3 separate regions of the Mus musculus genome follow, and regions 2 and 3 are each linked to region 1. The links are chromatin loops, found by intact Hi-C in ENCODE. Cell type or tissue: left cerebral cortex. All regions are shown on one strand. Region 1 holds the start of Gm41308 (a long non-coding RNA gene). Region 2 holds the start of Gm41307 (a long non-coding RNA gene). Region 3 has its middle 14 kb from the start of Gm35248.

Evidence for each region. A loop is a pair of places that touch in the nucleus more often than their neighbours do. Peaks named below come from ENCODE experiments on the same cell type or tissue, not always from the same donor. Only the 100,000 strongest peaks of a DNase experiment are listed, where the experiment ranks them.
Region 2: a loop joins it to region 1, with 2.9 times the contacts of the local background. A loop is called at or near these places in 2 of 42 quality-filtered maps.
Region 3: a loop joins it to region 1, with 7 times the contacts of the local background. A loop is called at or near these places in 28 of 42 quality-filtered maps.

What each region holds. Positions count from the first base shown.
Region 1 is chr15:38,469,248-38,477,247 of GRCm38, forward strand. Gm41308 (a long non-coding RNA gene) reads left to right here and starts at 3,981. Exons shown (of 2, transcript XR_001781662.1): 1 at 3,981-6,243. In left cerebral cortex, a CTCF peak has its summit at 4,707 (motif pointing left); DNase peaks (open chromatin) are centred at 511, 1,652, 2,936, 3,419 and 2 more places; H3K4me3 peaks cover 1,911 bases; H3K27ac peaks cover 2,233 bases.
Region 2 is chr15:38,402,078-38,410,077 of GRCm38, forward strand. It overlaps Gm41307 (a long non-coding RNA gene), which reads right to left and starts at 2,573. Exons shown (of 2, transcript XR_875181.2): 1 at 1,714-2,573. In left cerebral cortex, no CTCF peak of the experiment used is centred here; DNase peaks (open chromatin) are centred at 4,275, 4,621 and 5,611; H3K27ac peaks cover 355 bases.
Region 3 is chr15:38,281,040-38,289,039 of GRCm38, forward strand. No RefSeq gene overlaps it. Among named protein-coding and RNA genes, the nearest start is that of Gm35248, 14 kb to the right of the region's middle. In left cerebral cortex, CTCF peaks have their summits at 3,007 (motif pointing right) and 4,470 (motif pointing left); a DNase peak (open chromatin) is centred at 3,018.

The sequences.
Region 1 (8,000 bases):
ACAGATCCAGACTGGTTCTGAAAGCCCAGCTGTTGTCCTGCTCCTGCCTACAAGGGGAGACACAGACACCTCCCTCCCCAGACTGGCACCATTAATTAAGTGGTGGCTCTGAGAAAAACAGCAAGTGAAATCCAGGAAAGCGGCTCAGCATGAACTCCCGCTGGGGCCCACAGTCTTACTCATCCCGGTCCCAGATGGATCTTAGAGGCGCGGGTCTAGGGGAGAAAACCAAGCGCCTGTAGACATTTGCTGTCCTCCGTGTCCTGGCTCCTCCTCACCCTGCCTTCCTGTTTGCCCTGGTAAGGGAAAACTGCTGGAGTTAGAGAAGCTTCCAGAAGGTGCATGTTTCTTATGGTTTTTCCTTGACTGTTCCATTTCTGGCTGGAGAAGAGTTAGGCCTTGTGCCTTCTGGGTAAGTATTCTACCACGAAGCATCATCTTCTGTCCCCAGAGCTCATGTTTTGCTTTCCTTGTGCCTCCCAGACACAGAGCCGCCTCTCTGATTGGCTACTGGGCAGACGCGGAGGCAGCTCAAAGCACCCAGACATGCCTAGCCTTGCTACCCATTGGAAGGCCAGATTATTCTACAAATGTAGGGCTTCAGTGGAAAGTTTAATCCATCCCCCCACTCCCCACACACACACACACACACACACACACACACACACACACACACACACTCCTAAGAACTAGACCTGCAGTAGGCAAACACTCTACCACCAAGCCACATCCTCAGCTTTTGGAAACTTGCTTTGGGATGAAGAATTAAGTCCTCCAGTGATTTTTTTTTTTTTTTTTACATATTCCCATAATTCTTCTCTTCTTTTTCGTGCCTTTCAATCATAGCATTACTGCCCCGATTAACAGGAAAGCCACCTGCCAGCTAATACCAGGGCCTGGAAACGATTTATCTTTGTACATTCATCTCCTTTAGCTGAGGAAGGGTGCCTCCCTACCTCCCCAGTTGACTACAGGGTCTGCAACCCACGGAGAGTAAGGTGAGTGAGGCCCCAGCCCTTCTGGTATGATCCTAAACAAGCAAGGCCAGGCCCCCAGCAGTAGGCCTTATTCAAAGCTGACCCCAGCAAAGGGCTGGAGGCCAAGTCTCAGCCTTAGTGGTCCCCTGGCACCCAAGGGCTGAGAGAGGTCTCCCAGGGCAGTCCATTTCCTGCTTCTAGAAACTTGGCCTGGGGCCTTTCCCAGCAAGGACCCGCCTTTCCTCTCCTCCCGCCCTCGGGGCGGATCTAGCCTCGCCACCCAGGGCGGGCTGCAGCTTGTGGCCCGGGGCAGCGGGCTTCCAAGGCGCCCAGCTACCCCGCGGGGTGACATTGGCCCTCCCTTCTCCCTCGGCCTCATGACTTCTGGTAAAGGCCCCGTTAGTCCCCACCCACCTCCCACCTCCGCCCTCCGCCGCAGCCGGACTGGTGAGGACCGCGCCTCCCCGGGAGGCTGTGCTCTCCCCCGCCCCTGGCAGCAAGCTGCGCTTCGGAAACTGTTGACTCAGAGGGTGGCCTGGCGGCCAGCGTCTGATGTCAGCCTGGAGCCCGGCCGCGCCGGGGAAGCCAAGGAGATGCACGGTGCGGGTGCGGGCGCCCGGCCCGGTGGGCGCCGTAGGGACGGCGCTGCAGCGAAGCTGGCGGGCTGCGGCTGCCGGGGCGCCCGTGACTCACGATGCGTCACGGAGCAGATGCCCGCAGCGGCTCGAGGCTCCCGGCTGCTGCTGACTCATCAGAAAGCTGTGCGCGGCCCGGGTGGCTTTGGGGCGCCCGGAGCCGGAAAACCCCCATGAAAAGGCTGGGGCGCGGGCGGGCACTGCAGCGGGGAGCCGCATGGCTGGCAGCTGCTCGAGCCACCTGCAGCGCAGCCTTCTGCGAGCGACCAAGACACACACAGAGACAGATGGACAAAACTGTTCCTAGGTGTCCACTGGCTGGGGTGTTACCCAAGGTCGCTGGTGTTTGGTCCCGTCTTTAGACTTGAAGGTCTGTTTGGGAAGAGCAGAGCAGCAGCACACCGGGGACTGGATCCGTGCCTTCCTGGCCTCACTCTTACCCTAGCCCTCTCTAGGGAAGCCACACTGCGGCTGTGGACACCACTTGCTGGCTCAGAGCCTGGCTCCAGATCTTTCCTGTCAATGATGGCTGGCCACAAGGCCCTGTGGCACTCAGGAAATGCAGCCAGGGGTCAGAGAATTCTCAGAAAAGGGTGTGGATCTGGAGGGATTGTCTGTGTGGTGTCCACCCTGTCCTAAACTGGGACAAATGCTCTAAAGATACTTGAGGAGCCTCAATGCAAGGCTTTCCACCCCAGATAGGGCAATACTGCAAGATGAAATAGGATTTCATAGGCATGCACATACAGGATAACCTGCACCCGAAGTAGTCATGGGAAGGGGCGGAGGTCTGTGTGGAACACAGCCGCAGAAACCCTGGTGGGCTGGCGTTAAGGTGGGGGCTTTGGTAGAAATGTGGACAGGTGGAGGAAAGGCATTCCAAACACCTAAACGCCCTAGGAAACGGGAGGGTAAATTTTAGAATCAGCAAGCAGTCCCTTTTGCTCGGAACCCCAGAGCATTAGCTGCTCCAGCCTAGCAGCATAGATGTGGCACTTAGAATCACCACGGTGCCCCAGAAGGACCTGGAGCAAACTCCAGTCTGCCCACTGCCCCTGGCAGGTAGTCACGTGCATTCCCAGATGGGTCCCTTCCAAGAACCCCACGTCCTGCTCAGCCACGGCTGCAGGAACCTCAGCTTTGGATGTCTTTTTATGACTTGGCGCCGAGTGCAGATCGCAGATCGATCCTTTTTAGTCCATACTTCACACTTTTCCTGTTCTGTCCTTCAGTCACTGTACTGACCTACACCATCAGGTCTCAACTGACAGCACTTTGGAATTATTTAGAGGTGCTTTGGAAACTGTACAGGTGTGGCATGAGACTTCCCTCCTGAAAATATGGTCTCACGGACCCACTGATTGAGGTGAGTCACCACCAAGTCGGTGTCAGCCGGGAACTTAGAGCTGGATCTCCTGGCCTTCGGAGTCCTCATCTCTGGTAAGACGGTATGGGAGCTAGGAGGCCGACAGGAACATTTGGACTCCCCGTGACTTATGTTTTTGCCAGGCATGCGCCCTGCTGCTGAAGCCAAAGGTTCTAACAGGAAGGCACCTAAGATAGCCTTCTGGCGGTGATAAACTGTGAACCTCCCTGGGGGGTTAACCCCCTATGACAATGGCAGTCAAGTCACACCCCCATGCATTCTTAGGCACCAGGTACAGAGGGTGGGAGCTGGGAATCTTGCGGTAAATTCTCCATCAGTGTTCAGCACAGGGTTGGACAATTTTCCCTTGATCCTGATTTACTAGTAACTTTGAAATTTTAGAGGCTTCCCCGAGTTTACCCCACTTCCTGTCCACTGGGCTAAAGATATCACCGTATTTAAATGTGGCTTAATTAGGCTGCTCTGCTGCAAGGCAGAGGACACTGGTTACTAAGTGTGAAGGCTCAAGCACTACAGGAAGAACTGCTTGACATATTGAAAGGACTCATGGTCTGCAAACGGAGAAAGTTCCTCATGTGCCCCAGATCTGGTCACAACCAAGCAGTGTGGTTTCCGTTTGTCAGCTTAAGAAACAGGCCCTAGGAGGGCACTAACCCTAGGAGGGCAGCAAATGGCCAAGCTGGAACTGGGACCAGCCAGTATTAAAACAAACAGGACAACTCAGTGACCTTTGGCTCTAAGGTCTTGGGACTTTTTGCTTTGCTGGTATAGGTCCCTAATCCCAAGGAGTTTGGTGTTGAACTCAAGAAAGCCTGTGATTGAAAAGCAGCTAGCACACAGTAGTTTTTTTTTCCCCTGAGGGATGAGAGAGGCAGGGAGGGTAGAGGGCAAGCGAACTGTCAAGGTCCTTGGGAAATGCCTTGTTATAGCTAGACTTCCTTGGAAGCTGATGGTAGGCATTCTGGCAATTGCACCCCCCCCCCCCCCCCCCGCCTCGCCCCGGGTCCGAAAACCTCTCGGTGTTTGGATTTGCAGGTCGGGGTAGATGGATGGGCGGGACAGTTCAGGTTCTCAAATTGTAGATTAGGAAATTGAGGGACTCAGCCCCCACCGTCAGATTTACTGCAATGCATGAAGTCCATCTAGTCCAGTGCAATAATTCTTACTCGTCTAGTGACTGTGGGCAGGACCTGTGGCCTGGCCCCCATCCCAGGCAAGGCTCTGAAGCGGGAAGAGGAACCAAAAGCTAAGCTCGTTCTTGGAGAATGCACGCGGGGACGCAGAGCTGGGAGCTGGGGCGCCCGTTTCCCCTCCCCGAGGAACGCGAACTGCCCCAGGTGCCCCAAAGCTCAACCTCCCCCACCCGTCCCTGGCGCGCCCTGAGTCTCGGCGGTCACGTCTCCCCATCCGGCTCCAAAGTGCGAGCCAGATGCAGCCCGGCCAGCGGGTGGGAAGGCTGCGCCAGGGGCAGGCACGGGAGTGGTCCCCAGCCCTGCCGTGCCCCAGTCGGCAGGGGCGAGGTCGCCGCGAGGCAGGCAACGCCCCAGCAGGGCGCTCCTGGGGCACCAGGGCGGGGAGGGGCGGGGCTGGGGAAGCCTCCAGGCCGCGCCCCCGAGCGCCGCGGGGCCCCTGTTGCTGGGGAGAAAAGCGCGCCCGGCCCCGCCCCGAGCCCGCGGGCGCAGCGCCCTCTGCTGGTAAGGCCTCAGAACTACGCAGATACCCTGTCGACCTAAACTGGGGAGAAGGGTCACCATCATCTTAGGGAAAAAGGAAGAAAATAACTAGATTAAAAAATGAGCCGTGCGCGTTACAGGACATTTTGAAAGGTGACGAAGTTATGCCTATTTTTTTCTAGAAAAAGCTCTCTGCAAATTTATATGTATGTTTTTGTTTTTATACAGGGTCTTATATAGCCCAGGCTGGCCTTGAACTCTGGATCCTCCTTGCCTGAGCATCTGAGCTCTGTGATTACAGGTATTTGCCATCGGACACTCCTAGATGATTGGTTTAGGAAAAATCCAGAGACGTTTTTAGTCATGTGGATGCTCAAAAAACATTTGTTTCTATAGAAATAGGATCAAGACTTACCCAGCTAGAATCACCATTTTTAAAATTGTATTATTTATTTATTTATTTATTTATTTTTACCATGCTAATGTTTCTATGTGGTTCCCTGGTTGTGAGCACCTACAAAGCTGACAGTAAAATGGCCCACTGACCAGCCAGGTTAACTAGAATCTGAGGTGGATGAGGATGGAGTACTGTTCATAGTGACCTACAGATGTCCTTCTCACAGCACTGTCTGGGACAATACCCAGAAATCAAACACGCCCCATTTCTACAGTAGAATGTATGACTGTTCACACTGAGTAGGACAAATACGTGCCAGCAACCAGCTGCATGTCAGTTCAGGGCAGATGGGTTTTTATAATAAAGAAGTCTTTTTTGTTTTCCAGAGTGTTTTTGTGGTTTGGACCTGCACTAACTTCCATGCTAACGGAGAGGCAGATGGAGTGAACAAGGCTTCCCCCAGCTGTTCAGCTTGCCTCTCGTGGTCTAGTGCTGGGCAGTTTGGTTGGAGTTTGGGAATGTGGACAGACTGCCTTCTCCACTCCCAGTTTGCCACTTTAAGGCCAGTAGACCAACCCAGGTTTCCTGGCCACCTGGATTCCCTTCAGGACTAACCTTAGCACTGGAACGTTTGCATGGACTTTTGAAGGAAAGCAGTGGCGTGACTTACTGACTGCTGGCTTGGGCAGAGCCTTCCAGCCCAGTCCCAGCTTGGCTTTGCCACATGCAGCTAAAACATCCCACATCTCCTGTAATGGGTTTTACCACCTTGTTCTCATATGCAGCCAGCAAGAATGGCGATATCTCAAATTGTTTAGGAGCCTCTGGGGCTTACCCAGCTCCCCCCACCCCCATCCCTGGCTCTGGGATTTTCATTCAGTTAATCTTATGACTATTCTGTGTGCCTTTCCTATCCACTCAAGGCGCCCTCTGCATTTAAACACCGTACATTAATCAACATATGGTTTTTCTTCTCAGTTCCCTTGTTAGGTATCATCTATACCTTACCCATCCTTAAAATTTGCTAGAGTTTGACAGGTATGTCTGATTCTTGTGTGCTAAGCCAAATGATTTCCCAACTTACCTCTTTAGATGCCTGCACATCTTCAGTGCTTCCTCAGCACACTCAAAGGTTGGAATTATAGCATCTCCGCAATGAAATCTCTGTATAAAGGTAAGTAGGATGTCTGAAAGCTCCTGTCATTCCAAACAAGTGCCATTCTGTCTGGGAATCCTGCAGTTAAGGAGATGCCGTGCAGGGAGGAGGGGTGTACCAAAGAGCCCACCACTCCCATCAACATGCCTCAATTGTCTCCTCAAAAGGGTGTGACTGGAGGTTAGGTGGCTCAGTAGTTAAGCACACACCGCTCTGGCAGGGGAATCCCAGCGCAGCCCCATCACTGAGACCAGGTGGCTCAGAACTACTTGCAACCACAGTGCTAGGGAATCCAACTTAAGCCCTCACAGGTACCACATGCACCAGGCCATGCCCAGATGCACATAAATTCACACAATTAAAAATAAGGGGTGTTGGTGGTGGAGGGGGTGAGAGGTGATGGGGTGAAGAACTCTGGGAGGTGGGGGATTGGGAAAGGGATCAATGTAAATAAATAAGATTTAATAACAAAAATTGAAAATAATTAAAACACAAATAAAAATCAATCTTTATAAAGAGTAACACTGGGTATGGCAGCATGGTAGAACGCATTACTTTATTCAACTCTGTGAGATGCAATTGTTCCCCACCAGCCACTCTACCTTCATGTCCTAAGGCCCTGCCTCCCCAAGTCTGAGGAGCTCCAGGCAGGAAGCTGGCTCTATACATCCTGCCAGTGTGAAGGAAGAGCAGAGCTAGGCTTCAGGTTCCCAGCATCTGACAGACTCTGCACCAACATAAGCCAGCGGCTGCCTCTCCATGAGCCACATTGGCTGCTGGGAAGGCCCTGGGCTTGGGTGAACAATCTCTACCCCAGGACATTTTCTAGTAGGGGAGAAATGTCCATAGCCTACTATTGGAGGACAGTTGCCTTTCCCTAACACAGCATACACAGAGATTTAATCTTCATTACGTGCTCTGCTCTATCGTTGATAACCCTGTCAAACACTTGCTCAGGTTGGAAAAGAGGCTCACAAGTGTCCGGTCTGGCTTCCTGTCAACAGTTTTCTTTAGGAATTCTGACTCAACACAAATCTTGCCATATTTGCTTTCGCGTGACCCACTCTGCCTGCCTTTCTATTATTCTAGCTCTGTATAAACCCAGCTTGCATGCCAGTCTAAGTCATTCGCATCTGCCAGAGCCTTTTCTACTTTGTAAAGCACGTGACCTACCTTTGGACTCAACAAAGCCACTAACGGCTCCACACAGTCCCCAAGGTCCCTGCTGAATTAAATTGCTTTTAAAGACTACATTCCTTTATGCCCCAGTGCATGTGAGGGGTCAGAGGATGCTCTGCTGGGGTTGGTTTTCTCCCTACCATGTGAGTCAAGGAGATCAAGTTCAGGTCAAGATTGGTGGCTAGTGCCTTCACCTGCCGAGCCATCCACCGCACCAGCTTGTACATACTTTAATTCTCTTATGAAAACAGTCCTACCAGGACCAGTGACTGGCCAAATACCAGTCACTACTTGATGAGGATGTAGTCCCCACAGGAAACCTTCCTCTGGTGTGTCCAGTCCCTGATATTCATGGGGACTTCAGTTTGTGACAACCAAGTGTCTGTATGTTTGTGTTGGTTACTTTCTGTTGTTGTGACAACGCACTATGACCAGGACAGCTTGAAGAAGAAGAAGAAGAAGTGTGCATTGGGACAGACTTTTCCAGAGACAAACATGGTGGCTGGAGCGGGAAACCTAAGAGAGGTCACAATGTCAACTATAAGCACAAAGCAGGAAGTGTAAACTGGAAGTAGGGTGAGGCTATGTCCTCTCAA
Region 2 (8,000 bases), 67 kb before region 1:
CCCCTAGGAACTGCAGTTCCTCCTGCAGTCCTACTAAGCTATCTCTTAGCTCCTCCCTCTTGCAGTCCTGCTAAGCTAAGAGATCTTAGCTCTCACCTGCAGTCTTGAAGTTTCTGCTCTCAGCTCTCCACTAAAGTTTCCTCTCCTCCATCAGGGCTGCCTGATCTGTCTCTTCCTTAAGCCTACCTAGGCCTCTCCTCCCTCAGGCAGAGTCTCCCTGCAGCTTCACTAGGCCCAAGCTCATCTGGGCCGCCTCTCTCTGTCTGTCTCTCTGTCTGTCTCTGTCTGTTGTCTGTCTGTCTGTCTGTCTGTCTGTCTGTCTCTCTCTCTCTCTCTCTCTCTCTCTCTCTCTCTCTCTCTGCTCCTTCTTGAAGCTTATATAAATTCTCCCCTTTAGACTCAGGTTTTAGTACTACAAACAGCTTGTCCTCAGTACAGACCAATGGTCAAAGACTTGTGCATTTGATTTTCAAACTCTTTCATACATCAACAACCCACCGCACAAACAGATGATCCTGGGATCTCTTACATCTGAGCTCTTAAGACTATGATGTAAACTCCGCCCCAGGATTTATAAGTTTGTTGGGTATGGTTAAAGAAAATCTATAAAATCTTTAACAAAAAATTTGGCTTAAAATTTATACAATAGGCTTAGAATTTTAAAAAATTCTATAGATAGGTAATCTTAATTTGCTATAACAGATTATATATGATTCAACTATTGTTTAGAATATACTGTATAGGTAACTTAGATTCAATTCTACAGAAAAATAGATATTTTGAATAATAGCCACATGTCAGCTTAGTAGGATGACAGCCTTACTAAGGTTTACAGGTACATGTCATATGGCTTAACCACCATCTATGATAACCACATAACATAGACCAACTAAGACAACACTGATATAACTTCTCAGTCCTACCGAGCCCTCTACTTCTCCTTTTTAGATTAAGGAAACAACAAAAGGTTTTCAAAATATTTTGGATTGGTGTGGGTTTTAATATGATAATAAATTTTTAAGGTTATACTCAGATTAACTTTAAGATTAAAAACCCTCAGATTAAGGTCTACTTAGATGAATAAAAACCGACTTAGAGATTTACACCTAACTGCTATGTCTCTGCTAACTGTTCAACACCAGGCTTCTAGAAAATTTTGTTAAGTAACAATATATGTTTTATAAATAATGCATATCTGATAAATGAGATTTATAAATTCCTAACGTCTACTCCATTTCACAGTAATATTTGTTTAGCATCTTTGCCTTTGCTGACTTTGTTAAGTCTATTTTTAGAATCCGTGAGAAAGCACCAACCACCTCTGTAAGTGGTGTAGCTGAGCTATTAGAAAATCTGAATCCAAACTGCAGGCTAAGCTGCCTGAGACCTCTGTCAACCCAGCCTTCCGGAAGGCTGTTCTAAGTGAATCCTGTGTCTTCTCCACACATAAGCAGAAACAACGGGTCTCCTGACTCATCTGCACACTTTCCTTGTGCTCCTCACTATAATCCCTGGTGGGGCTATTCCTCTTACCCACATAGCTCTAACCTCCATGCTCTATAACCGGCACACCCTTCCCCTCCCCCTTCCCTTATCACTTCCAGTACCTCTCTACTCTCTGCAGATACCAGGTGACTGCATCTTTGACAGCTCCTTCCAGCCCTGTCCTTCATCAGCACAAATGAACATCTCAATCAACTTCAGGAACCTTACCCACCCCAGAGGGAACGCTCTTCTGCTGACAATCAGGCTCTCCCAGTGTGGAGACAAATCCACTCATGCTCCTTGCATGTCACTTCCAAAGGCGAGTTCTACAGTCTCCTCCAAGTCTTACACAGGAACTGATGGGCCGTGGCTCTCCCAGTCGTGGCTGGAGTTAGTCTGGCAGCCTCAGCAGCTCCTACACAGGCTTGACCACAGGCAGATTGGGTCATAGTTTGTATCTACCTCAGTAAATTTCTACCCAGCTACCAGACACTATCCAGGAATCAACCTCAGCCGGGCAACTACAGCTAAACCAGCTTACCTTTCCTGCTTCTGTAGCCCTGCAAAACCAAAGAGCCCTGGACTTGCTGGCTGCAGAAAAGGGAAGTCCTTGCCCCTCCCTCACTGAGGAGTGTTGCTACTGTGTGAATGAATCCAGCCAAGTAGAAGAGAGGATTAAAAACTTAAATGAGCTAGCTTACAAACTATAGCCTCCAGGGGCCAACTCCAAAGCAGACCTCTCTTCCTTTTGTCTTTCTTGGGTCCCTGACTCCTTCTCGTCCTGGGTCCACTAATATCTATACTTCTCATAATAATGATGCCTCCTTGTCTCTTCAGCTTCCTTCGGGATAGAATTAGTGAAATTACCCACCAGTCAGTAAAACAGAAACTTCTGACAGAATGTCCCCAGCTCTCCTACCATCACAGACCTAAACACACACACACACACACACACACACACACACACACACACACACCAATTTTGACTGACAATCCAGCCTTTCTGAAAACCCAACAACATTGTCTTGCCCAGCTCAACGAAGCTAGAGATTATTGATGTCCCTTATCCTCAACAAAAGGCTGGAATGTTAGGTACCCACCCCCAAAATGTCAGTCTGGGCTCAGCTCAGGATGGACTCTGACCAGGCAAACAGAAGGATTGCTACTGAAGGTCAGCATTCCTAGAAACCTTGTAAAGTGGGCTTCTGTTTCCCAGGAAAAGCCATTCCTTTCTTATCTGTCCCCTCCCGCCCCCTCCAGCTCCCTACCTCCAGAAAAGGCGTCCAGTTCCCTATTAACCCAAATAAGCCTGCAACAGATGAAAGCCCCAACTCCTCCCCTCACAGTTCCAGCTAGCAGGCTCCCCCCTGGCAGCTACCTGTGCCCTTTAAAACTGGCAGAGCTCCCATGCCCCTTGGCTCTCCTCTCTGTCCCGGGGAGAGATAGCCTTGACAGATATTCATTATTAGCTCTTTCTTTCCACCAAGGAGTGTCCTGGTTTCGTGGTTTTACTACGATCTCACACCCATCTTTAGCCAGACACACTTTACCATCTGTAAGGCCGAGCTTCTTCTTGAAGAGCTCTTCATGAGTCCAGAGGACCACACACCATCTCAGCAGACCCCCCCCCCTACACTGAGAAGATGGATAAGAACCACCACTAAGTGATAAACAATGCAAAGGCCCAAAGGCCCAAAGGTCACAGAGCTATGGATGGCCCAGGAAGAGACAAATCTACTGTTTGCTTCCTACTTTATTTCTGGATTAGGGTTCAAACCATACAAGATTGATAGAAAACTCCCAGGGAATGGCTGAGCTGACCGGGTACCAGCTCAGTCAGGCCAGGGGCAGAGTGGATGATGGTACCAGAGCATTTAGGAGAAACTCCAGCAAAAGAGGACAGCTGTGTCAGTTCTAAATATTTATTTCTATTTATTTTGTAGCACTGGACATTGATTGGAGCTAGAGCCTCAAACTTGTTAGCCAGCATTTTGCCATTGGAAAATTACTTTGAAGCTAATGTTTCCATTTATTTATTATTGGTGTGGGGAGACATATGTAGAGGTTAGACCTAAGACACAGCAGCAAACTCTCTTCTTCCACCACGGAGTCTTTACCTGCTGAGCCATCTCCTCAGCTGCCCCCCTGCCCGCTTTTGGAGACAGAGTTTCTCATGCAGTTGTCCAGCCTGCTCTTAAGCTCAGAGGAGCCGAGGCAAGCCTTGTGGTCGTTTCTCCTCACCCTCTCCAGCAGTTGGAGTTTACAAGCTGGTACTACCAGGTCTGGCATATTATGCTTAGTACCATATTGTACAAAATTATCTCATGTCCAGATAAAATCAATTGGATCTGGTGGGGAGACGGGAAGCAGGGTCTTTCTTTTTCAAAAGGTCAGGGTTAAATTGGAGTCTGTATTTTCCAAGACATGTTCTCCAGCAACCACCAGCGAGCCACCCAGGACACAAGCAGCGTTATCCCCAGGTCTTCTTAAGTGGGGATGAACAAACGGATGTGCTTCTGACCTCCAGCTTGCCCTGTGACCCCGGCACAGAGTTCTGTCCTGCTGGAAGGGGTGTGGTTAGAAACCAGTTTGGGTTCTTTCAGGTGAGAGCTCAGGTGAGAGGGTTGTGGGCACATGACTCAGGAGGACTGCTGCTTGCCACAGGACTTTTGACTCAGAGGATTGAGAAAGAGGCAATGCACCAGCACCCGAGCTGCAGGGCTGGAGCTGGAGCTGGCTCCGGCTCAGTGGCAGCCCTCCAGGTCTCCCCTGCCCACGCTGAGCAGGTCCTGGGCTCAGGCGTTCTCACCTCCTCGGCTGAACTCAAGCTGCTGAGGCTCAGCCGGCCTCAGCACAGCCATCCGTTCCTTGAGGACGGAGGAGGACAGGATTTGCAGACAGCCAGAGCCCCACTCCTCAGCTGAGCCTCACCCACTTCCCCTGCAGGCTCTGGGGCCTCTGCCCTGCATCTCTCTGGACTGAGCTTGTTGAACGTTACTGCTGGCTCACACTTCCCCAGCTTAAGAGTGAGTTTGACCCTGGAGGGAATTGGACCCAAAAGCTGCATTCATTTTAATAAGCAGTGACAAGCTCTGGGACAGGAGAGGCGAGAAAGCCACACTTGCAGTGAAGATGACCAGGATCCACACCTTCCCGCTCCCCATGTGCTATCTTCTCCTGTGAGTCACCTCCCAAGTCACCCACGCACACAAGCTGCTCCACCCACACAAGCTGCTCCACCCACACAAGCTGCTCCACCCGCAAACCCCAGGGGTCCTAACTGGTCCCTTTGCTTTGCTTTTATTCCTTTGTAGTTTTGTTTGTTGCTTTGTTTGTGAAAGGGTTGGCCTTGTATTTTCTATGCAGCCCAGGCTGGCCTTGAACTCCTAATCATCTTTCCTCCACCTCCCCAGTACTGAGATCCTGGGGATGTGTTCACCAGCACTGGATCTGATTTACCAAAGACCTAAGTACTAGGGACTAGTCAAGGAGTTTTCTCCCCAGTATTTTCTGGATATGCTGAGCGGTCCTGGATTTTTGCTACTGTTAGCACTCCATTTGGCAAATGAGGTAGATGGGACTGCCACAGATAGTCACTATCTATAAGGTAGATGAGGCTGGCCCCAGTATGTCAATATCTATGAGTGGTGGAGTTAAGTGTGAGGCCAGGGCTACTGGGAGTCCTATATCTAACATTACAAGGCAGCCAGGCTACCACCCAGGATGTAAGAGGCACCTTTCACCCCAAGATGCAGAGGGTAAACAAACTCATGCTCAGAACTCCCCTTTCCTTTACATATGTGGTGTTGCTGGGCCATGCTGGGTCCCTCTGCTGCTGCCGCTGCTACAAACATTCTGATGATCCATACAGACAATTGTGTAAAGTTTGTTCACAGGGCCAGGAGAGTGTCTCATATGCAGGACATCTGCACTAAACATAAGCTAACATTGAATGGATGATGAAGATCTTTAGACAAATACATGCCAGGCAGACAAGAGCAAATCCTAACGGAGGGAACTGAGCCAGATGTGACAAGGAGTTTGGAAGGCTGCAGTCACATGGGGATAGGAAAGCTTTTCTGTGGGGGAGGAGGTGGTATTTGGTCTGCACGCTGGGCCCAGGTGGGTTTCAGAGCATGGTTTGATGCTGAAGCATATGGTTTCAGCCCAGAGAGAAGAGAGCTGCCGGTAACAGATGGGCAAAAGTTCCCACAGCGGTACTGAGGTGTGGATTCAGAGGGACGTACAGCAAACCACAGGACTGCAGGAGGAGAGAGTGGTGTGGAGTGAAACCCTAATTCCCAGGTTCTGTGAACGGAGTCTCTACAGATGACCAAGTTTAAATGAGGTCATTAGGTCAGGGACTAATCTGCTATGACTGTGTCCTTGTGAAAAGGAAGGCGAATGGACAGACAGACAGACCACACACAGCACACAAGTGAGGGTGAAGGTAGAGCTCTGTTTGATAGCCAAAGTGCGTGAAAGTGCTGGGCCTTTCATGAGAACCATGCAACTGAGTTAGATCCTAGCCTCTGAGAGGAACCCACTGACTTGTCAGCCATCTCTGTCTCCAGTGCCTCCAGAAGTCCTGTGAGACTGTGTGCTTCTGTTGATCAAGCCACACTCTCGGTCATAAGTCACAGTAAACAGAAGTGCTCCTGCCTGTCAGGGGGCCGCTTAGCCTAGAAGCAGCTCTCCCCAGGTGCTATGGCAGAGTGCCTGTCCTCCACTGCAAGTGGAGCTGAGGGAAAACTCACACCTGCAGGGCCGGGACAAGCACTGGTGAACTCAGGCACAGCCTCTCTGTGACCCAGAGCTAGAAAGAGAGGCCTTGGCCTCAGCTGGAAATAAGGGTAGCCCTGGCTGGACAAACTCCTGGCCAGGCTCTATTGGAAGGCAGGGTGACTTAAAAGGTTTGGGTTCCAAATTACAAAACACAGTTCTAACCCTAACCCTAATCCTAGCCCAGCATCTGCTACACGAGACCTTGTCTCAAAACCAAAGCCAGTAAGGGGCTAGAAAGATGGTTCGGTGGTTAAGAGCACTTGCTGTTCTTGCAGAGGACCTGGGTTGGGTACCCAGAACCTATAGGGTGGCTCAACCACTCATAACTAAAGTACATGGGGATCCAAGGCCATTTTCTGGGCTTCTTCAGGCATTGCCTGCATGTGGTGCACATACATACAAGCAGACTGAACACTCATACATATAAAATCAAAGAAATGCATTGTGGGGGCCGGGATGTGCTATGTGGTTAAGGATAATCTTAAGTTTCTGGGCCCCCTGCTTCTGCCCTCCAAGAGCTGGGTTTCAGGTGTGCACAGACACACTTGGTTTCATGGGGAGCTAGGGACTGACCTGGGGCCTTGGATCATGATGAATGAAGGCTGGACACATGAAGATAAACGGACAACCACCCAGGAATCATCCAGGGAAGAAAATCAGAATGGTAGAAAGCAGCAAGTATCACTTTTGGTTGGGAGCTCACGAAACAGACAGAATGGCTAAGGAGGAACCAGGAGATCTCTAGACAGCCGCTGTCAAGGTTACACCTCTGGGGTCTCAGGGACATCTTCCCTCAAGGAAGAAAATTGATTGGCAGCCCCTGAGAAGTAGTCTCCACAAAGAACAGGCTCACTAGAAGGAGCAGAGCAGCAGTGGGGGGCTGTGCAGGCGGAGACACAGGCACACCGCACAGCTGGAGAGAAGAGGCTTGGAAGTGGAGCAATGTCTGATTAAGGAACAGGTTGAGTCATGGGTGAGACTCGGGCCAGGAGGGACAGGTCTGGTCAGAGTCCTAGGCAGGTGCAAGGGTAGTGGACAGGAATGATTTCATCTGCCCAGAAACCACACCCACACCTTCCCTCCTTCTGGGAATCTGTCCTCATCTTTCCTGCCTCCCTGGTCATCTCTATGGTCACCATAGAGGGTTCTCTGACACTTGATCCCAATGAATCAACACAGGAGTGGCATCAGCCCTTCACACAAAAACTTTTCTCTAGACGGTTTGTTTAATCTAGTGCTGGGCATCAAATGTAGGGCCTTCGGCAGGCTAGGCAAACATTCTACCACACACTCACTCACACACACACACACACACACACACACACACACACACACACACACACTCCAAACAAATTCAAATTGCATTTCTGTTCCTTTCTAAGGTCCTATGTAACAAATAAAACAAGGGAGGGGACAATCGCAAATGTAGCTAGAACACACTGTGAGTCCACTCATGTCGGATTTATTTATGTAGCTAAAGGAACACCAGTAATCTTCACACATTCACATTGTAAGACACTGCAATCTTGTCTGGCATGGTAGTGGATACCTATAATTCCAGTACCTGCACGGCAGAGGCAGAAGGATCACCATGAGTTCAAGGCTAGCCTAAGCTACATAGCAAGTACTATGAAAAAGAAACTTGAGTCACAGATGAGACTTCATTTGGAAAAAGAGCATTCCAGGTCAGAGAAGGGCTGGAGCACTAGAAGAACATGGGGAGGGACTGG
Region 3 (8,000 bases), 190 kb before region 1:
GTAGCTGTCTTCAGACACACCAGAAGAGGGATTCAGATCGAGTTACGGATGGTTGTGAGCCACCATGTGGTTGCTGGGATTTGAACTCAGGACCTTTGGAAGAGCAGTCGGTGCTCCTAATCACTGAGCCCTCTCACCAGCCCCCACTCAGGCTTTTTCTGGCTGGTTTCAGAATAAGTCTGAAATGGACAACGGGCAAGATTATGGGAGGACAGTGGAGAGGAAGGAGCGATTTCCAGACAGAGGTAACATGAGTTTCTACACACCGGAAGGGCAGCATGATGGGGAGGGAGGTGGTAAGAGAGTACGTACTGGGTGGGCACATGGCTCAGCACGCAAAGGCACTTGGCACCTAACTGTGCAAACCTAACAACATGCACACACACACACACACACGCACACACACACCACATGCACACACACATACACGCACACACACACACCACACGCGCACACACCACACACGTGCACACACACACCACACGCACACACACACACACGCACACACACATACATACACACACACACACACACACACCACAGTGGTGATGATGTTGATGGTTTTACTTACTATATACTTCGATTTATTTTTATTTTGTGTGTATGAATGTTTTGTCTGCATGTCTGTTGGAAGAAGGTCTTATCTCCTGGGACTGGAATCCCGGATGCCCAAGAGCCCCACAGGATCAGTAGTATGTGTTCTTAACCCGCTGAGCCATTTCTCTAGCCCCATTAAATATAATATTTTAAGAGATAACATAAGCTAACATTAATTTATGTGTGTTTGTTTGTTTATGTTTTTTGAGACAAGTACTCACATAGTAGCTTAGAATCTGCTATAGCTTGGGTCAGCATCGGACTTGAGACTGCTTGCTGTTCTCCGTGCCCCGCCCAGTGTGAACACAGGTGAGTACAGCCACACCTTCTCTTGTAGTTAACGTTTATTGAGCACCTGGCTCTGCAATACAACTCAAATGCACATTGAGCCATCCTTTAAACAAAGTTGTCTGAGTAAATATTAGTGTAGTGTCCACTTCATCTTTGAGAAAAAACAACATGGCGTTTCCTCCAGGCAGTCAAACAGTTTGTTCAGGATGAGCTAAGAGGAAACCCAGGCTGGATTCAGAAGCGGGGTAGTAGTTTGCTTTCAACCTTCAAAGCAGTGGAGAATGAACCAGGAATGAAACGTTCTTCCCCTGGGAGTTCAGGGCTGAGCCCTGACCCAAAACCCTGCCTGCAGACTCTAATCCCAGATGTAGCCCCTGGGCAGGTTAAGCACTAAAGCAGCAAAACCAGACTAGTGGAGTAGCTGGGGGCCAAGGTCAAGTTTCCACCCGGTTTTCTTCCTCAGTGGCTGTTGACCCGGTAGTTACAGCTGCAACGACCACCCAGGGTGTCTGCACACTGGCCCAGCCCTGCAGGGCAGTCTGGGTGCCGCCACTGCTGGCTGTCTTTAAAGAGCATTTGTTACACAGTTGCTGAAAAAGGCCTGCAGACAAAGTGGAACAATGCCCCACAAAATGGAAACTCAGAAAAAAAGAAAAGAAAAGAAAACCAAAAACCATCAACACCTCTTCACTCCAGCATGGAGGAAGCCCCAGCTTTTGGCCAGGGGCTTAGGACTTGAGTCACTCCCGAGTGTGGAGCCTTTGTCTTCCAGGGAATTCTGCCATTTGTCCTTAAAGGCAAAAATCGGAGCCAGGAGAGTTAGACACATACCGAGGCCAGAAGGAGCAGTTGAGGGTAGGACGGAGTAGCTGAGGATCTGCTGCTGTCTGCATCCTCCCCCACACTTCCTGTGGTTCTCACCTCCTGTGGTCCTCACTTGTGTTAGGAGCCCCTGCCCCCTCTGCTTCACCCTCATTCTCCACACTACCCCTGCAAAGCCACACCCGAATAAGTAGTGCAATTAGGGCTTGAAACCCAGAGTCCAAAGCTTGTGCTTGTAACCACGATAAACCTTTCTTAAAATGTAGAGGATAGCTCAGTCGGTAGAGCGCCTGCTTTGCAAGCATAAGAACGTGAGGCCGCCAAGATGGCTCAGTTTATAAAGGTGCTTGCCACCAAGCCTGAAGACCTGAGTCTGATCCCTGGAGACCACATAGTGGGAGGAGAGAGCTGACTTCCACAAGTTGTTCTCTGACCTCCACCCAAGCACCAAGGCATGCATGACCTCATAAATAGATAAGGGAGAGAGAGAGAGAGAGAGAGAGAGAGAGAGAGAGAGAGAGAGAAATTTATTTTTTTAAAAAGCCAAATGTGATGGCATGTGCTTATAATCTCAGGGCTAGGGAGACGGAGACAGCTAAGTTCCGGAGGCTTGCTGGCCAGCCAGTCTAGCCTAATTGTTGAGGCCAGGGCTGTAAAGAGATCCTTGTCTCAAAAAAATAAATAAACAAACAAAAGAACTAACACATGCTCAAGGTTGACCTCTGGCTTTCGCATGTGCGCACACACACACATGCAAGCTATACTTGCATAATGCTCTCCTAAAACACACATTTAAGCACCTGCACACACATCAATGTGCACATACACACTCACACAAAATATATGGGGATGCGGTCACGATTTTACCTGCTCAGCAGCCTGGGCATCTCAACACATGGTTCAGGCTAGCTTTTAACTATGTAACTATGTAACCCACAGACTTAACACCAAAGCATTAGGCCTCCGGCTTCTTAGGGCCGGGCCAGGCTTTTCTTTATGAGAGCCCCTGGGTACCACATCGCAGGAGCTGTGCACACTTGTCCTTTCTTGCTGTCTTTAAGGCCTGTCACTCATCTGCTCATGAGAAACTTCAGGTGAGCAGCGTTGTTAGGGGTTTCAGAATGAAGACATCCATTCCAGAAGTTCCTGTGACTTAGATCAGTCACATCCATGCCACTGCGACAGCTAAGGCGGTGGTTTACAACCAGAATGTCCCACTCTGGCAGTTGGGGGCCCCGGGGAATCACATCTGTTCACAACCCATTGACTCTCCTGGAGTCATGACCCTGTCCAGCCACAGGGGGGCAGTGCAATGCTGCTTTGAGTCAGAAAAGCAGCCTCAAATGCTCCTGGAAGTCAACCTTCACCACAATCAGAACCAAGAGTGGCCTGTGAGGCAGTGCAGCAAAGGTCACAGCCAGGCTGCACCTCCAGCCCCCAAAGCAGACCAGAACCCCACTGCATTTTCCTGTTGAACTAAATTTAAGTTTTAGAAAAGGATACACAGTTCCTTGGAAAAGTCAGGTTGAAGGCCAGCAATACAGCTCAGAGGACAGAATCGCTTGCTTCATGATGAGCCTGAAAGCCTGAGTTCAATTTACTGTACCCACATAATGCTCAGAGTGGACCACTTCCACAAAGCTGCCTCTGTCCTCTACGTGTGTGCTGTGGCACACAAACGCCCATACTTCCACACAGGCATCATGTACACACACGTTCACACAATAACAATGAGCATCAGAAATTAGAAAAATCAAAAGGAACAGACCAAATATACATTAACAAAAGAGCAATCGTGACTCATACGATGTAGTTGCACTTGAAGAGGAGACCCCTGAGTCTGGCTCATGCCCAGGGCAGGTCAAACTCATCTTCCGGAGGATAAGTCTAAAGGGGGAAGGGAGGAGCCTGTGTCACAACCAGCAGCAGCAGCTTAAGGGAGCCCGGGTTATTTGGCTCTCAGTTTTGAGGGGCTACAGTCCATGGTGGAAGGCACGGTGGCTATGGCACCTGAGTCTGAGGCTGTCACACTGCATCCAGCCTAGACATGGTGGATGCTGGTATTCCATTTCTTCTTCCTGGTGGATTCAGTTGGTATTCCATTTCTTCTTCCTGGTGGATTCAGTTGGTATTCCATTTTTTCTTCCTGGTGGATTCAGTTGACAGGATGGTGCTGCCCAGGCAGGGTGTGTCTCCCTCCTCAGTTAACCTTTTCTGGAAACATCCTTGCAATGGTGCCAGATCCCATCAAGTTGACAAGATCAACTATCAAATAATGCTTATGAGTATATAATGAAGGAAAATTCTGCCCAGCACAAGGAATATGAATATGAAGTGGCTGTGTACGTGCTTGAAAGACCTGCCTCCCCAGGTTGCTGCTACACAAACACCACATCTTAGGCTGGTTTATAAAACAGCTGCTATTGGTATATTGAGATGAAACACTATAGACTTGCATACGTTGACCAATGCTATAGCTGAATTACGCCTTCCCTCCAATTCTTTTTGCTTTGGGGAGGTACTTGGGATCAAACTTAGCATATGCTAGATAAGTGCTCTAACCACTGAGTACACTCTCTCCTACAAGTCCTATTATCCAGAATGTGACTAATTAGTAAATAGAACCTTTAAAGGATTCATGTTAAATTGAGCTAATGGGGGGGGGGCTGGAGAGATGGCTCAGCTCTTAAGAGCACTGACTGCTCTTCCAGGGATCCTGAGTTCAATTCCCAGTAACCACATGGTGGCTCACAACCATCTGTAATGGGATACAATGCCCTCTTCTGGTGGGTCTGAAGGGAGCGACAGTGCACTCACATACATTAAATAAATAAATCTTTTTTAAAAATTGAGCTAATGAACTCTGTTAATATAATAACTTCTGTTTTTAAAAAAAAATGAGGATATGGTGATGACCATATAAGTGAATTAGCACACCCTAGAGTCATCCGAGAGAGAGGAACCTCAGTGGAGACCATGTCTCCCTAGGGTCCATCTGCTCATTGATGGAGGAGGGTCCAGCCCATGGTGGCTGCTGCCATCCCTGGGCTGGTGGTCCTGGGTTCTGTAAGAAGGCAGATGACCAAGCCGTGTGAGGCAGGTCAGCGAGCAGCAGCCCTCCATGGCCTCTGCATCTGCTCCTGCCTCCAGGTTCCTGCCCTGTGTGAGTTCCTGTTTCAATTTCCTCTCTTGGTAAACACCAATGTGGAAATGTAAGCCAAATTAACCCTTTCCTCCCCGGCTTGCTTTTGTTTTTGTTTTCGTTTTTTAAAAGATTTATTTATTTTATGTATATGAGTACACTGTAGTCGTCTTCAGACACACCAGAAAAGGGCATCAGATCCCATTACAGATGGTTATAAGCCATCCTGTGGGTGCTGGAAATTGAACTCGGGACCTCTGGCAGAACAGTCAGTGCTCTTAAGAGCTGAGCCGTCTCTCCAACCCCACCCCCACCCCCAACCCCACTTACTTTTGGTCAAGGTGTTTCATCGAAGCAACAGAAACCCTAAGACAGATACTATCTTAGACAGATATAGGCAAGATTCTGTAAAAATGCAGGGAGAAGATTGCATCTAAAGCCAAGGAGGGAGACATAAGAAAAATCAATGCTACCAACACCTTGATTTTAGATTTAAACCCTCTAGAGCTACAAGAAAGTAAATTTCTGCGGTTTAAGCCACTGCTTTTTATTTTGCCAGTTGGAGGCCTCACTTGGTGTAGCCCACGTTGGCCTGGAACCCACTTACTATGTGGCCGTATACCTGCTTTAATCCTCCTCCTTCAACCTCCGAGTGATGACAGGTGCTGGGACATCTACTTCAGAGTTTTTGCTTGTTTAGGTTTTTGTTTTGTTTTGTTTTGTTTTTTGAGTTTTGGGTTTTTTTTTTTTTTTTTTTTTTTGAGTTTTTTCGAGACAGGGTTTCTCTGTGTAGCTCTGGCTGTCCTGGAGCTAGCTCACTCAGTAGACCAGGCTGGCCTGGAACTCAGAAATCGTCCTGTCTCTGCCTCCCGAGTGCTGGGATTAAAGGCATGCGCCATCACGCCCAGCTGCTTGTTTGTTTTAAACAGGGCTCACTAAGTAGTGATAATTGACCAGGATCTTGTTATGTAGACCAGGCTGGCCTAGAACTCAGAGACTGTCCTGCCTCTACTTCCCAAGTGCTGGGATTAAAGACATGTGCCACCACACTAGGCTGCAGCTGAGGTGGTTGTTTTTGTTGTTCTTGAATAAAAAGATAAATAAATAAAAAAGGAAAGGACATGACCGTTCCTAGGTGTGGTGGAGAAGTTTATTATAGACTTGTGGCATAGGTAGAGGCAGGGACATCTGGGAGAGTCCATAATTGACATGACCAGGCTGAGTGCAGGCCATGTGTGGACAGGTGGGGGGTGCGGGGCGGGGGGTGGGCATAGGGGAAAGAGGGACCCTAGGTGCAGTAGCCAGGAGGCCAAAGAAACAAAAAAGGTAATCAAAATGGCTGGACTATATAGGGAAGAGCTTTTGGGGGAAGGGCAGCCCAACCACTGGGCTCGAGAGTTCAAGGTAGAAGGTGGGGTATTCGAGCCAAACTCTGTAACAGATAGGGACTGAAGGATGCTGGGAGAACCTGGCTGCCAGGTCTGATTCGATATATTAAATAGGTACCTAGTCATTGGTCCTGGGTTTGAAACTTAGCAGTTGTTAGTAATAAAATCTTAACAATGATTCTTCCAGTGTTCTAGAAGTCCTTTATATTAGCCACTTTTACAGAGTTTGATCAAAATCAAGCTGGGTTGTGGCAGATACCTGTAACCTCAGCTCTTAGATGGAGGCAGGAAGACTCAGAATTCTGCTATGTGATGAGTTTGAAGCCAGCCTGGACTACGAGGTACCCTGCCTCAGACACAGACAGACAGACAGACAGACCCAAGACAGACAGACAGACAGACAGACAGACAGACAGACACACACACACACACACACACACACACACACACACACACACACACACGACTCTCACCTGAACCTCAGAACCAGTTTAAGGAGAAAGGGTTTGCTTTCCCAGTTTGACGCCCAGTTTGGAAGGAAGGTTCCGTGGTCTCTTAGCTGAATGTTTCTGAGTGCAGCTGGAGGAGGGGCACCGGTGGCAGGGCATGGTGAGGAGACTGTTCACTTCATGGTGGACAAGAAACAAATAGACAAGAGGTCTGGGGCAAGATACAACCAAGAGTACACCGTAAGTTACTTCTTCTGCCAGGTCCCACATTCTAAAGCTTCCAGAACCCCCCAAAGCAGCACCGTCGGCTGGGTGTCCACCCCCTAAGCACAGCACTTTGGGGGAAAACACTTCAGATATAAACTATAATGTCCCATCACTTCTCCTCAAAATATACCTGCCAAGCCAGGCATCGTGGCACAGGACAGCAACCCCACCCCTGAAGAAGCTGAGTTTAGAAGTTTGAGACCAGCATGGGCTATGTAAGAATGACCGGCCTCAAAGTTAAAACAAAACCAAATCTGCAACCTAAGAAACACAAACACAGGCACACACACTCACACACACATGCACACAGACACACACACACACTCACAGACAAACACACTCACATATGTATGTGCACACACACACATGCATGGATGTATATACTCTCTGAAACACACACATGTACACACTTGTGTGTGCATGCACATGAGCCTAGATGCACATGAATGCACACACACACACACACACACACACACACACGCCGCATACACTGTTCCCTCACACACTCACACAAACACACTCTCCTTATCTCCAGTTAGCATGGAAACAGGCATAACTGAGTATCGTCTCTTGGGACTGAGCCCTTTGGCTGGCTCTGTCAGGCAGGCGCTTTGCCACTTAAGTCGTGGTAATTTCTGTTTGTAAGTCACCCTAACAGGTCACCCGAAATCTCAGTGAAGCTGAGGGAATACCACAGTGTTCTCCTGTGGCTTACAAAAGTGCCAGCTGCTAGCCAAAGCTCCCCTACCCACCCACCCATGCCAACCTCCACACAGGCCTGCTTTTCCTCAGCATGGCAGCTGCATTTCCCAGACAGCTTGTTTATGAGAGACCTGGAAATCACAGGTCAACCTTCTGTTGGTTCCACAGCCTGGCTCTCTCATAAGTGTAGGAGACTGCATGAATACCTGGTGTAAAAATGACTACTGAATGGCTCCATCCCCATACCGAGACTATTTGGGACTTTTCGATCCATAGAGTGACACCAGATTGTTGGCCCTAACTGTAGGAGCCGTTTCTGTCTAGATAATTGATTTCAGCTGC